Regions from separate parts of the Homo sapiens genome. Here region 1 is linked to region 2. The links are chromatin loops, found by intact Hi-C in ENCODE. Cell type or tissue: OCI-LY7. All regions are shown on one strand.

Region 1 (8,000 bases), 91 kb after region 2:
GCTTGCAGTGAGCTGAGATTGTGCCACTGCACTCCAGCCTGGGCGACAGAGCGAGATTCCGTCTCATGGAAAAAAAAAAAAAAAAAAGCATATATACATAAGTTTCAGTGAATTATTTTCTTTGAAGCTCCTAAGCACAGTAATTCTACTTTGGCTGAGTACCTACAACTAAAGTTTCCTAAAGTTTTCATTCAAACTTTCATCTTTAAAATTGATAGTGCCATTAAAATAAAGGGACAAAGACATTAACTGTTCAGTAATTACTATTAGATCTCTCATGGTACTTGAAAAACATCATCCTCTTAAAAGATATAACAGGTAGTAATGGTTAATGGCCTAATTTGCTTCTAATTTTTACCAATGAGTAGTAATACTATTATTAGAAGTGTAATAAACAGAAATCTATCTTGTGAGGCTTGAAGAAGTCGTAGGCCAAAATAGATTTTCTAACCCCTTCCATAAATTGAAAGGATACTAACTAGATGTTCATGGTCACTTGTCCTCATTTGAGATCCCATAACCTTTGTCATAAGGCTCAAGCTGTTAACCTCAGTGCCCTGTCAAATTCCTACTTTAGTAATTCAGCTTTCTCTACCTAAATTTCTTTACAATTTCAAGTAAATTATATCTCCACTTCCCTTTCTAAAATAATGTTATAGTCTTATAGTTTTTTCTAACAGGTCTTGTTTTCTCATTCGCTCTCTGTTTCTCTCTCTCAGGGTTAATAAAAGGAGGTTATACCACCTCCTTTAATCTGAAATTAGGAAAACATGACATAAATAGAAATACATATGATCTAATCTAGTGCTGGCTATAGGAAACCTTAAAACACCATGTGTTGGAGAAAAATACTTGACAGTATTATCAGTTTATTTTAAAACTTTCTTTTAAAATTTACTTTCTTCAATCCATCCTGAATTTCTTATATTTTGAAACATGGCTATCTCTTCTCATTTGAGTTGTCATCTGTCTCTCTTCCTAGGTCACTGCTCTGAAATCTATTTAGGAACCTGTTGACATGTACAATAAAAAGACATTGCTGGTCTTGGGTTTACTATGCCACCAAGCGAGACCAGCCCATGTCTCACCCTCTGCAGGAATGGAAGAGGCAGTGTGGGTTGGAAATCAAGTCACATGGCTTTGATCTTGGCTTTTAGTTCTGCCAATAACTAGTGTAGACCCTGGCCTAAAGCATTTAAGTCGTCTGAGCTTTGGTATCTTCATCTATAATTCCTTTTAGCTTTGACATTTCATTAATTTTATCCATCTGGCTCAGAAGCAATTTTGTAGTCCAGGGGGTTCTTCAGAAAGCTTCACACACTTCTTTGGAGAGAGGAGCACTTGCAAAGCAATGTAACTGTCAGAGCTCCAAGGCCTCCATCCCACCTTGAGCATGACAACTTCCACTGTATCTCAGCCTCCATCCTCATTATGTATGGGAAGAGATTCAAGGTAAGATTATTTTGGGATTGGAGGATGAGGAGTGGAAGAGAAATTCCAAAGCTAACTCTTCTTTTTGAAAACCTTGTGCAACAGAATAAAATAAAATAGTATATTGTAATAGATTATGGAAATCATTTTTAGAGTCAAGGTCCTCTTTATCTTATTCAACTATAAAAAGTTTGATATTGTCATGGATTCTAGATCAGAGGTTGGCTGTTTTTTTTTTTCTGGAAACAACCAGATAATAAATATTTTCAGCTCAGCAGCCTTATGGCCTTGGTTTCTGTTGCATTGAGTCTGCTGTTGCTGTATGAAAACATCCATAGACAATAACTAAACAAATGGGCATGGAAGGGATTGAGCCCTGGGCTGCAATTTGTTGATCCCTGATAGAGATTAAAGGATTCACCTGTAAAAAGCTTTGAGGCATGTTTGCTTGTTAGAGAAAATTGTTTAGAATGATAATAAAGATTTTAGAATGTTTTAAAAATAGCTATTTTAGAAAAAAAATGTTTTATGATTTTTTTTTTAAAAGATAGTATATGAAAGAAAAATATTTGTCTTCTGTGCTCATTCTTACATTTTCCGAAACACGCATTCGTTAAATATTTTGGAATAAATAAAAATAATACTAATTTATGGTTGTTCTACCTTGTAATAATAATTTCCATCAAATACCTAACATTAGAATTATTTATCAAATCATCACTCTACTGGTATTCATAATCTTAGAATTGTGCTTTATAAATAGTTCCATTATTTTCAGCATGTACCTTGATGATCTTTTATTTTGTGTATTTACTCTATCTCCAGAAAAATCTCTTGCCTCTCATGGAATAGAATTTATTTTTAACCGCTGAGAAGACACAAAGGAAACATTTTGCATGTGCCTAGAATATATTTTTTGTTGTTTCATTTTTAGCATCAAATTCAAGTTTCTTCAGTATGTTTACTTTCCAATCTATGTTGCTGATTGTATAGAATCATGACTCCTAAATGGGTCGGTATCGGAAAGACCTGTCTTATCTATACAATTTCTGGATAAAACATTTGTTCCAATGAACAAACACACCATAGTGCACGTAGTAGGTAATAAATAAATATGGATATAATGGGTGACAAGCTTCCTAAAACATAAAATTAAACTTAAGCAGGACACAGCCAAACCAGAGATCTGATTACTTCATCTTAAAAGTAAATAGTCTTATTGAGTTTTATTATTTATTATTTTATTTTTATTTTTTTGATGAAGTCACTCTGTTGTTCAGGCTGGAGTGCAATGGCATGACCTTGACTCACTGCAACCGCCACCTCCCGGGTTCAAGTGAATCTCCTGCCTGAGCCTTGTGAGTAGCTGGGATTACAGGCATGAGCCACCACACTCAGCTAATTTTTGCATTTTTAGTAGTGACAGGGTTTTGCCATGTTGGCCAGGCTGGTCTCGAACTCCTGACCTCAGGTGACCCGCCTGCCTCAGCCTCCCAGAGTGCGGGGATTATAGACATGAGCCACTGTGGGCAGCCTTATGGAGTTTATTCAACTAAAGATGTAAGTATGGGCCGGGTGCTGTGGCTCATGCCTGTAATCCCACCACTTTGGGAGGCAGAGGGGGATGAATCAATTGAGGCCAGGAGTTCGAGACCAGCCTGGCCAACATGGCAAAACCCCGTCTCTACTAAAAATACAAAAAATTAGCTAGATGTGGTAGCACAAGCCTGTAACCCCAGCTACTAGAGTGGCTGAGGCATGAGACTCACTTGAACCCAGGAGGTGGAGGTTGCAGTGAGCCGAGATCATGCCACTGCACTCCAGGCTGGGTGACAGAGTGAGACACTGTCTCAAAAAAAAAAAATAAAAATAAAAATAAAAATAAAAATAAAGACTAAAAACATAAGCAAGCCAAATGATGGTATTTAAGATTTTCCAAGTTCAGTGTAACTATGATTAATACATAACTAGAAAATTGAACAGTGGTCTGTATAGTATTTTATTCTCCTACATTGGCTGGTTAATGTCAATGCCAGAAACTGAGTAAAAATTGGAAAAAAATTAAAATATTTAAACCTCTCTAATGATGTGCCAATATGAGCAAGGACACACGGCTAGGTTTCAACAGAGCAGCAGTTCCATGACCCGAGTCTATTGACTTTCAGAAGCATAAGGAAGCATTCGAGGGAGTGGTAACCTACAAAGGCATCTAATTCACTTCTCCGCTCAAACCTGAAAGGGAGGGTCTTGTGATTGCAGGTGAGTTGGATGGAAACTACAACCTCTCTTACACATGGAGACTATGTATTTGGAAACTGGAGCAGAGTTCAGATTTCTGACCCCACCCTTTTCAATTGATGTGCCTATACAACTGCCATAGAAGTGTTGAAAACTTATAAAATGGCTGTGAATAATTTTTTGTGCGCGCATCTGGTCACCACTCTTCCCCTCAGGGGTAGAGTCCATTTCTCCCTCCTTGAGACTGGGCTGGCCTTGGGAATTGCTTCCACCAATCAAATGAGAAGGAAGTGACACTGTGTCAGTTTCAGCTGTAGCCCTTACAAGGCTTAGTAGCTTCTGCTTTTGTTCTCTGGGGGCTCTGAGCTACTATATAAAGAGGCACCATTATCTTGCTAGAAAAAAAGAGATCCTGGCCTTCTAGCTGTCCCCAGCAGAGCCCCAGGCATTCCAGTGAGGTTATCTTGGGCATACCATGCCCAGGCTTGCTCCCAGCTGAATGCAGCCAAGTAAAAGACCCCAGCAGATGCCATGTGGAATGGAAGAGCCACCCATCTGAGTTCAATCAACACAGAGAACTGTGAGAAATATAAAATAAATAATAAATCAGTAAGTTGTGGCATAGTCTGTTACGTGAAATAGAAAACTGAAAAAAAAAATCACTTTATTTCAGCTCTGCAGCTTACATTTGATGGCTGCCTCTATATTATTTCTAAAATCAGTCTACTACATTAACCTAAATGCATTATGTTGAAGCTTTATTTTTTCTACCTCATGACTAAATTTCTCAAGACACACATACACACGCATGCACACACACACTAGTAATGTTTAGAATTTGCCAGGATCTGTATGTACCCTCCAGTGCTGTTTGTTTGTTGGTTGGTTGGTTTTTGAGACGGAGTCTTGCTCTGTCACCTAGGCTGGAGTGCAGTGTTGTGATCTCTGTTCACTACAGCCTCTGCCTCCCGGGTTGCAGCAATTCTCCTGCCTCAGCCTCCTGGGTAGCTAGGATTATAGGCATGCACTACCACGCCTGGCTAATTTTTGTATTTTTAGTAGAGACGGGGTTTCACCGTGTTGGCCAGGCTGGTCTTGAACGCCTGACCTCAGGCAATCTGCCCGTTTTGGCCTCCCAAAGTGCTAGGATTACTGGTGACAGCTACCACGCCAGGCCTCCAATGCTGTTTTTATTCTCTCATACGCTGTCTTCAAGGTGTCAGTGACATGTCAAAGAGAATTTTTCTTTTGATTATTTTCAACCTGTTTATAGCATATGCCAGTGGATTCTACAATTGATCCAACAAATGTTTACCCCTAAGTAATTAGCAGTAACATGAATTCACCAGAAAAACAAAAGAAAACACTGTGCCGCTGTGTTTGTATGTATGTGCACACTAGGGTGTAAGTGTGTGTGCATTTTAACCTTCCATCTACTATAATTAAACTTGTCTATGCCTGTTGTAATCTTGTGATCTGAAAGGCTTAAAATGAAATTTAACTGGCTCGATCCCCAGAATGTCTAAATTTTCCCAGCTCTAGGAAGAATGACTTTGACACCCTCTGTACACATCTGTCCCCCATACTCTTGCAGTCAGCTTCCCCCCACCCCAGCATTAATCCCTTAGTTTTCTTCTTGCCAAAGATGTTCTGCTGTTTGATAGAACACTAATCTCCGAGAATCTCAAAGTATCAGCTTACCTGTGAACGCCCAGAAACTGTCTCCATCCTTAGCCTCATCCCCTTTTATGTTTTCTTCATCTTTGAACAAATGCATTGCTTTCTGTCTGAGAATGAGGCTTACATTCTGTTGTGGTTAGGAGGGATATTGACCTGAAGGCACACTGTTCCCTCTTAAAGAAGCAAGATCAACATTCAGAATCGCTCAGTGACAAATCTCAATTGGTGGAAGAACAGGTCACCCATGGGCAGGAAACTCCGGTAAGCTCAGGGAAGAATTCTTTGTTAAATTAACCTGGAGGCTTTTGCTGAACTAAAATAAGTCTTGGAGAAAGAAATAGAAGGCAGAAGTAGGCAGATCAAATGTAACTGGGAAAAAGTTCTCTTTCAATATTAATCTCCCGTCATGGTTCTACACATTTGTAACAGGAGAGAAGAGGTGATACAAAAGGAAAGTGCAAATTGACAGTCTTAGGACTCCAGTTCGGGTCAATTTATTACTAGGAAAGAGGCTGAGCTGTGAAATGAAAAACTCAGTTCCTGCGCAGATGAAGGGTGTCTAGCTACAGTATTTCTTCACTGGGAAACTGCAGCGGATTTAATAGAATCCCATGGAGTACAGCTAAGGAGTTCACTGCTGTATGTCATGCAAGCCCAGTTTTCTTTTTTTCTTCCTTTTCTTTCTTTCTTTTTTTTTTTTTTTAAGAGGGAGTCTCGCTCTGTCGCCCAGGCTGGAGTGCAGTGGCATGATCTCAGCTCACTGCAACCTGACTCCCGGGTTCAAGCGATTCTCCTGCATCAGTCTCCTGAGTAGCTAGGATTACAGGTGCGTCCCACCATGCCCAGCTAATTTTTGCATTTTTAGTAGAGACAGGGTTTCACCATGGTGGCCAGGATGGTCTCCAACTCCTGGCCTCAAGTGATCTGCCTGCCTCGGCCTCCCAAAGTGCTGGGATTACAGGCATGAGCCACTGCACCCGGCCTCCAATTTTCAGTTCTAATGAGCGTCAAGGTTCTCATGATTCAACCTAAATGACAATTGTATGAAGACTTGTCTTTTGCAGGAATGATCTTTGCATTTGCTACCCTATGTCTAACCTTCTCAGGCTCACTGGTGATGTGGGATTAAAGGTGACAGGAAGGTGTCCAGCTTTCCCCTCCTGCCAATCACAGCAGAGCCACCTTCCCATATCTGTGCTGCTAAGCTCTGCTGAAAGCCCCGGGGTTTCCTTCAATCTGAGGCCAAGATTGTATTTGGAATGTTTACTGATACATCTCAGGAAATGCCATGATCTAGCAAGAAGGTTGAACAGTGTTTTGATGTTTGCCAGACTGCTGGAGGTCCGTAGGCCACATGTGTCCTTCCAGACCCTGTAGGCCTTTGGGGAGGCAGAAAACAAACAAAAACAAATAACATGCATCTGAAAATTCAGAATCAGCATAGGCTAATGGTATATGTGTTTGTGTGGGAATTTGACCTTGCTTCTAGGTCCCAGGATGCCTCTTACTTTGTTAGGTAGGAGTGATCTGTGTGTGATGTGACACCTAGTAACAAAAAAACCCTCTTATTTAATTTATTTATTTATTTATTTATTTATTTAGAGATGGAGCCTTGCTCTGTCGCCAGGCTGGGCGCAGTGGCATGATCTCAGCTCACTGCAACCTCTGGCTCCCTGGTTCAAGCGATTCTCCTGCCTCAGCCTCCCGAGTAGCTGGGACTACAGGCACACGCCAGCATACCCGGCTAATTTTTATATTTTTAGTAGAGATGGGTTTCACCGTGTTGGCCAGGATGGTCTTGATCTCTTGACCTTGTGATCCACCCGCCTCGGCCTCCCAAAGTGCTGGGATTACAGGTGTGAGCCACCACGCCCGGCCAAAACCCTCTCTTAATGCTTCTCATTGAATGTGGAAAAGCTGGGAAGAAAGAAGAGAAAAAGCTACACTGCTACACTAATGGAGGGTAGAAAGACTTATTTTTGAGATGGAAATAGAAACAAGTTTCAGATTCACTTAAGATTGTTTTGCTCTTTTTCCCTCTCAGCTCCACACAATTGTGGTGAGACCACACCTAGACGGCTGCGTGATGTCTTGGGTACCTGAGTATCCAAAAACTTGGACTGAGTTCAAAGGAGATGATTAAAGGAATGGGGGAATTGGAAGTGACTGACTGATGAGAAAAGATTAAAGGAGCCAAATCAAGAAACCTGACAGAGCAATAGCTAAGGGGAAAAATGATAAAAGCTACAAGTACCGGGAATGTGCAAACACCAAGTAAGAAAAACATTCCTTGTTATAAATTAGCAGAGGAAAGTTTTGGCTGAGAATTAGAAAAATCTTGCGAGAGAAAGTGTTCAATTAGCCAACTGATTACTAAGTAATTAAATTGGAGGCTGGATCAGGAGGGACATTTTACGAGCAAGCAGAATATATTTCTAGAAGGTACCTGGTAATGAGCATTCCAGCACATGGAAGGCACCATGGTCTGGACACCCTATAAGAACAAAATTCCAATAATTGAGACTAGTTAAGTTAAAAATTACATTAATTGCATTAAATTCTTCGGTCTTCTAAAAGGTAACTGGTTACTACAGGAGAAGGGCAGCAAAAAAACTGCAGAAATTATAGACTCAGAAAACTAGCTTTAATGT
Region 2 (8,000 bases):
GGCAGGTTTTCTGCTGAGTTTCGGGTTAATGGATTGTCTGCTCAAAGGTTTGAAGAATACTGCAGTAAAAAATAATAGCTCTCTTAGTGCCAGGCACTGCTCTAAGTATTTTACATAAATTCACTCTTTTAAGCTTTCAAACCATCCAATGAAGTAGCTGCTATTATTATCCCTGATTTTACTGACAGACACAGAGAGGTTGAGTAGCTTGCTCAAGGTCACACACAGCAGGGTTTTTCAGAACTTTGCATTTTGAATTTCTTAAAAAGATTGGAGGTCAGGCGCAGTGGCTCACACCTGTAATCCCAGCACTTTGGGAGGCCGTGGTGGGTGGATCACGAAGTCAGGAGATTGAGACCATCCTGGCTAACACAGTGAAACCCCATCTTCACTGAAAATACAAAAAATTAGCCAGGTGTGGTGGCACGTGCCTGTAGTCTCAGCTATTTGGGAGGCTGAGGCAGGAGAATTGCTTGAACCTGGGAGGTGGAGGTTGCAGTGAGCCAAGATCACAGCACTGCACTCTAGCCTGGGCGACAGAGCAAGACTTCGTCTCAAAAGAAAGAAAAAAAAAAAAGTTTGCAACACAAATATTTCCCCACTTTTTTGATTACAGAAAATTTTCTCTAACGGACCATTTCATAGAATCAATGTTTTAAAGGAAATACCTAAGAAAAGATGATGAAACAAGCTAAAGGGAAAGAATAAAACTTTATTTCCAATTCTACTTTGCTGTATGTCATCAGCCACATTAAAGACTTAGCTTATTTCATTCATTTTGAGAAAGTTAAAGTCCCAATACACTACCTCTATTGTCTTGCCCTTGTGCTCAAGGGTTAGACTATCACTTCTAACAGATTTGGGACTGAAAATGGTACATAGATAGCACCGTGGAACAGAATGCAAGGCTGGCTTTTCAGCACACCTAGTAATGACTGCATCCTGGAGTCTGGGATCATTACAGAGCTATAACTTAGAGAAGAAAAAGAAATCTGACAAGTCTTTTTCATAACAAGATCAAAGAGATTGTGACAGATTGTGAAAATACAGCCTTATTTTTCAAGTTGTTAATTTGTCTCCTTGCTGCTTCCCCGAGAGAGGCTGCTTATGAAGGGCCCTTTCATAGAGGAAGTTTAACAAGTGGTTGAGGATGCCCTTCTCAGCTGAATGGTTTGAATGGCTTAACCTTGGGTGAGCAAATAGGGCTCTCATTGATTTGCAAGTGACAAGGTGCAAAGGGGAAAAGGAACATTTTTTTTATTTGGAACCTGAGTTTTTAACAACACAATCACAGGTCATTGTGGGTTTCTTGAAAGTAAAGTAGAACGTAACATAGGCAATTATGTATCACCTATACTCAGCTCTCAAACCTAGTGAATAATACTTAAATTTGAATGTTCTTTATCCCTCCTCCAAATATAAATATTCCAAAAATAATCAATGGCAAAAAGGTCAAATTGCTCATTACCTTGGTCAGACTTAAGCAGCTCCTTTTGTGACCCATATGCTTCTAGTACACATTTTAATAAAGACAAATTTCACAATACTGCACTGTGATTAATATAGTCCCTTTTCTGTACAACAGTTTAATGAGGTCAAATTTGAGAAGGGTTTTTAGAAAGTATTCCAAATGCATTAGATATATCCAACCAAGAATTATGAAACCAAAATAATAATTAATATTCATAGATCCCTGTACTGTTTACAAAATACAGAATGTGAGAAAATTGAGAATGCTGAAGGTGAGTGGATGAGAGGCCTCCTGACTGATGCTTCTGTTCTCTCAAAGAAAAATGAAGCAAGGTCATCAGCAGGTAGAGCAGGGAACAGGAGATGGGGTGGAATGCCCATCTGAGATCTGTGGCCAGAAATTTAAAGTAAAAACATTCAGCAAGCATGTGTATTTTTCTTTAGGAACATTTGACTCAGATACAAGCCTAAAGTACAGAAGAGTATATTAACCAGAGCAGGAACTTCCGTGAACAACACTGTCAGGAGAGACAGAAAGGCAAAGGAGTTTATTTATTTATTTATTAATTTATTTATTTATTGATTGATTGATTGATTGATTGATTTAGAGACAGAGTCTCGCTTACACTGTCACCCAGGCTGGAGTGCAGTGATGCAATCTCAGCCCACTGCAACCTCCACCTACCGGGTTCAAGTGATTCTCCTGCCTCAGCCTCCCAAGTAGCTGAGATTACAGGCACACACCACCAGCCCTGGCTAATTTTTGTATTTTTAATAGAGATGGCATTTCACCATGTTGGCCAGACTGATCTCCAACTCCTGACCTCAAATAATCCACCCACCTTGGCCTCCCAAAGTGCCAGGATTATAGGCGTGAGCCATCATGCCTGGCCTGGCAAAGGAGTTATATTTGCAAGAAAGTGTTGTAATTACAGACAATAGAGTCTTATCTGTTTGTGTGTGTTTTTTTTTTAAAGCAAATGAAAACACAAAATAGAATAACTGAGAGTGAGATGGTGATAGATTTGGTGGACAGGAGGTCTTACGAGGTCAAAGGCATGAGCATGGGAGTCCATGGCTTAGGTGCATAGAAGATTAGATCATTAACCTTTGTATAAATTATCTCAACAGCTCCTCACCAGGCCAAAAGGGAATCATTATTGCCATTTTACAGATGAGGAAAATTAAGCTCAAAGAATTTCAATGTCTTGTATAAAATCACAGAGTACATAATAGTGGGAACCAGGACTAGAACCCATGTCTTTGAACTGCAAATCCTGGACTCTCAACAGAAGAATAAGGATAATTTTCTAAGAAGATATTTCATGTCATCTCCACTATTCATTTCGTTCATTACTCTCCAAAAGAATGCTTTCTCTGGGAGGATAAGGAAAAAGGGATGTTTGGATTAAAATGTTGAATGGCATAGCCGCAGAAGACTCAAATTGTATCTCTTTGTGACTATTCCCCATCCAACACGGGAAAATAAAATTTTCCGGAGACTTAAAAAGACAGTTTCAATGCATCATCAGAATGCGTCTAGGGTTCAATTTCAGATCCTACTTACGTATTAGCGGTACTGCAGAACAGAATTAGTATAGAGCTACCTATCAAAGTCCTTGATCACAAGGAACCATGCCTACCACATGACAGTGTGACTCTCAGTTTATGAGCCTAAGTTTAAAACTGCTTCTGTTCCTTAAGGTTACCAAGGATCCTCAAGAATGCACATGAGAGGCATCTGATCCAAAACACATGTTATTCTTGCCTGTTCAAAGAGACGGCAACCAGACTACACTTGAGTTTTCACTGAAGGAAAACAAGGTGTACTTCTATTTCATGCTTAGGGAAGTAAGAAAATTTCAAGAGAACAAGTTCATTTCATTCTTATGTAGATTGTGAATTTTGCCCACCTAGACAGATATTGGGAAGTAAATATCACAACAGGTAGAATACACAAAGCAGCAAGGCTTTACGATCCACTCAATGCTTTTGCTTTATGGATGCAGACATTTACTTATTTGTTCCCTGTCTTCTTTTGTAAATAATGTGAAGCACAAGAACCCCTGCTATCAATATGGGAAAATATAAATAAGGATGCAAAACCAGAACTAGAGAAAATGTACATATGAGTATAAAGATGAGTGAAAACAAAGAAAGTACAGATGTACAGGCTGAGGAGTTCTCCCTCAATGCGATCACTGATGTGTAAATGTGGCTTAAACTTCCTGGAGGTCACTGTATGAGGATGGGGAAGTCTACCAAATCAGGTTATTGGTTTAATAATGAATATTCATTATTTAAAACCAGGTTTTCACATCTCTGAACTGAGAGTTCTTCCCCTCAGGGTTATTTCTTTACTTCCTCATAATGAATGCAGGTGCAAGCCTTAGATCAGCCTGCACCTGGTCCCTGAACTGACCTCACCAGAGAGCCAGTGCCACCCGCAAAAGGAAACCCAGGATAGGGAAGAGCTGTTACTCAACAGCTGCCTTGAGAGGTGTTCTGTCTGATTAATCTATAATTACCTCTATTTTTGTTTTGTTGTTGTTATTAATGTTGTTAGTGGTTAGTTGGTTTTTATACCACCTTTTCCAATACCTGGATCTTCTGGTTTTCACATCATCTTCCTGACTTATATATGGCCCTGGAGTGTCCACTAAAACCCAGGATACAGCTGCACAAGTGTCCACTCCCCCTTCCATTGGTGTTCTGGTTCCTAATTCTTGGATAATGACCCTCATATAGTCCTGATGATAGTTCAAAGTCTTCTCTTCCAACCCATATGGCTGAAACTGAGTGGATTTCAAATATATCTTTAGACTGAATTTAAAACTCAGTGACAACCCTCCAAATAATAACTAACAAAAGAGCCTTGATGAATGAGCAAAATCATTAATGGAAATAGGTAAAACAAGATAAAAAGACCCAGGCAATGCCTATGTCTTTCTCTCTGCCTGAATCAAAGGCCATGCATTGTCAATGTGTTATTAAATGTATTGATCTCATTTGTGTTGTTTGTAACATGGCCCTAAAGCTTGTGGAACAGGTAGAAGACATTCGCAATCAAATCTGGCACAGTGCCCAGCAGAACATTTACTTCACAGATGCAATGTTACTGATGATGAAAACGTTAGAAGGGTGGAAATAATTTGGAAATCCTTCAGTGGAAAGCAACAAAGATAGCTATTAAACAGTTGAAAATGATCTACACTTAGGGGAAGGTTTGTAGAACTAGGCTATTTAGCCTACAGAAGAGGCAGTTAAGTGCAGCATGATAGTAAATCCATGCTTACATGGTACCACTTATAAAGATCATAAACAACTCTTCTCACCTTGATCCATTACAGAACAAGGGAGAAAGAACCTGAGTGGAAAATCAAGAATTTCAGCTCTATCTAAGCCATATGCATATATGCATGCAAGAGCTTCTTTTGAAAATCAGAGTTTTAATGACTAGATTTGGATTTTGTGGCAAAGAGATTGCAATTCATCTCCTGAAATAAAAAAAAAAATAGAACAGCAACCTCCTATCTCCCAACATCTCCATTTTACAATGAAAATCTTTATTGTTCATCAGCTGCAATATTCTTTCAGATTTTATATATTTTATATATAAATATATATATATTTCATATATATATATAATTTAATATCAGACACCTGGCTAGAAATCAACAGGCAGAGTGTATTTGATTTTGTGCCTGAAAACAGTTGTTTAAAGTGCTCAACTCCAGCACTTTACTCCAGGAACACCTTATAATAGTCATTTTCAGCAGTCTGTTTAAATCCCCTGGATTATCTATTTGAAGCCATAAATGTGCTAGCACCCAGCAACTGAACCTCCTGTGAACCCATGTTATTTTTTAAGGTTGTTATAGATGGATTTGGTTACTAATTTTTTATGGAGCAGGGACACACTGCCACATAATATAAACAATTTCTCCTTGTGCATAAATCACCCTTCCCCTGTGCGGTAGAGTAGCCCTTGGAACAGCTGGTATCTGAGGATGGCTGTTTACTTAAGACTTTGTTCTCAAGTCGATAAGAACTGTCAGACTAAGGAAGTATATATATATATATACTTCTCTTCATATATACATATATATATATATATATTTCATATATGGGGACATCCCAAACACAAAGCATAAAATCTTCATTATTTAGGCTTCATTTCAGTATTTGAGGATATAAACAGGTCCATTTGGTTGGATTTAGCTCTGCTCAATTAAAGCTGAATTTATGCCATACCATCAAGCATCGGTATTGACATTTGGTGGCATTCAAGATGTTATTTACACTCAGCATACTGAACGTCCGTGCAACTGTTTGCATTAGGTTCAAGCCTCAGGCTCTTTGTTTGCTGAGGTTCACCTAACGTAGTTTAGCCCCATAAAGATTCCTGAAAGAGGCTCTTTGAGCTAAAGCAACTCCATAGAAAGTCATGCATGTGCAGCGTAAAATTTATCAGCCATCTGTCAGGAAAATGTATCCATATGCTTCTTAGTGCATTTGTCAAATCAGACATCAGCTCAAGCCCTCATAATCATGTTGGAGAAAGAGCAATTCTCACCTCACCCCCCATCAAATCTGTTGACCTTAAATGGCTTCCTATTTTACTGTTTTCTCATGTATTACTAACATTTAATTTTCTTGATAATCCTCAGAAGTATCATTACTCCTAGTTTATAAGTAAGAAAATTGAAGCTGACAGAGATTGAGATTTGCCCCAAGGTTGCACAACCAGCAAATGGTAAAACTCATGAACTCTCAGCAAAGGGAACAATACACTCCCTATAGTTACCTGCTATTGGGGTGGGGGAAAATACACACACACACACACACACACACACACACACACACATACCCATCCACACATAGATACATGCATATGTTTTTTTTTTTTTTAAACAGAGTCTCGCTCTGTCACCCAGGCATGCTCCACAATGCCCGGCTAATTTTTGTGTTTTTAGTAGAGATTAGATCTCGCTATGTTGGCCAGTCTGGTCTCCCACTCCTAACTTTAAGTAATCAGCCCACCTCAGCCTCCCAAACTGCTGGGATTATAGGCATGAGCCACCATGCCCAGCCATGCATATGTTTTTATATATACATATATGTGTGGATGTGTGTGGGTACACAAACCATAAAGTTAGCAAATGTCCCTACCTCTTTGCTTGAATAGTTTAGAATTTAAAAAATATATATTCAATCAAAACACCAGGATTTAATTACTCCATACTTTGAAGTTCTTAAAAGGTCCAATGAATTGCAGATATTATTAGACTTAACTTTACGATAGGAGAGGACTTGCCCTGTGACTTACTTGGCACAAAAAAGAGGAGTCATTTTTCTCTACCTCAAAGTTTTCCATGTCATTGTCATATTCTAAATATTTAATGAGTTGAATTTTCTCATATTGCCCTCTGCTTTTACACAGCTCAGTTGCCAATCAGAGAAAACTAGAACTCTTCCTATTAGTCTCTTCTTTGGCTCCAGACACTAAAGGCTATTGCTCTAGAATACTAATATACTATCTGACAGTGATGAAACAATGGTTACCTATTAACATCTTAGCACAAGTAAAATTAAAAAGTAGCCAAACATATGACAAGATTTCAAGAGACTGCCACTTCAGGTAGGTAAGTTTTTGTGTGATAGCTGGAAAGGTCTACATAGAGCCAGTGAGTTTAAGCTTATTCCATGCTTGTCCAGAAGATGAGGAGTCAAAATCATTGCCAGACAATAAAATTGCATCAATAGCCATGAAGAGTCAAGAAGGTCCATCTAAATAGATGCGACTCAAACATGAATCCAGCGCATAAGGCGAAGAGCATTGAATCTAGATTTCTTCTACTGGTAAACTTGCTAAACATCAAAGTTTTATGATGTAATTTAAAAAAAATTAATCTGAACTACTACTCAAATTCATGTAATTAGTTACTTCCAGCTTCTTTACTTGTACAGTGTTAATTAATCCAGCCTGCCAGCATGATTCCTGGAAGGAACTCATATAATAACGATAGCAGGGCCAGATGCTAGTGCCTGACACATCCACAGATTCATGTGGACTAGAAAAATGTGAAGGCTGGGTGTGATGGGTCACACCTGTAATCCCAGCAATTTGGGAGGCTGAAGCGGGCAGATCTCTTGAGCTCAGGAGTTCAAGACCAGCCTGGGTAACATGGTGAAACCCTGTCTCTGCATGAAATAGAAACATTAGCCAAGCATGGTTGTGAATGCCCGTAGTCCCAGCCACTCAGGAGGCTGAGGTGGGAGTACTGTTTGAGCCCAGGAAGTGGAGGTTGCAGTGAGCTGAGATCGTACCACTGAACTCCAACCTGGATGACAGAGTGAGACTCTGTCAAAAAAAAAAAAAAAAAAAAAAGAAGAAGCAATAAAAAATATGTAATCTCCTCATCCCAAACCAAAATTCTTAGGTTCCCACGGTTTGAGTAGGATATTGGATATCAGGATCTAGAGTTGTACCACGCAATGCGACAGCCACTTGTCACATGGGGCTACTT

The links. Hi-C counts contacts between places; a loop is a spot of excess contacts. Peaks named below come from ENCODE experiments on the same cell type or tissue, not always from the same donor. Only the 100,000 strongest peaks of a DNase experiment are listed, where the experiment ranks them.
Region 1: a loop joins it to region 2, with 2.0 times the contacts of the local background. A loop is called at or near these places in 1 of 110 quality-filtered maps.

What each region holds. Positions count from the first base shown.
Region 1 is chr2:221,290,514-221,298,513 of GRCh38, forward strand. No RefSeq gene overlaps it. Among named protein-coding and RNA genes, the nearest start is that of EPHA4, 280 kb to the right of the region's middle. In OCI-LY7, no CTCF peak of the experiment used is centred here; a DNase peak (open chromatin) is centred at 3,998; H3K27ac peaks cover 563 bases.
Region 2 is chr2:221,199,502-221,207,501 of GRCh38, forward strand. No RefSeq gene overlaps it. Among named protein-coding and RNA genes, the nearest start is that of EPHA4, 370 kb to the right of the region's middle. In OCI-LY7, no CTCF peak of the experiment used is centred here; DNase peaks (open chromatin) are centred at 1,140 and 3,840; H3K4me3 peaks cover 1,396 bases; H3K27ac peaks cover 3,538 bases.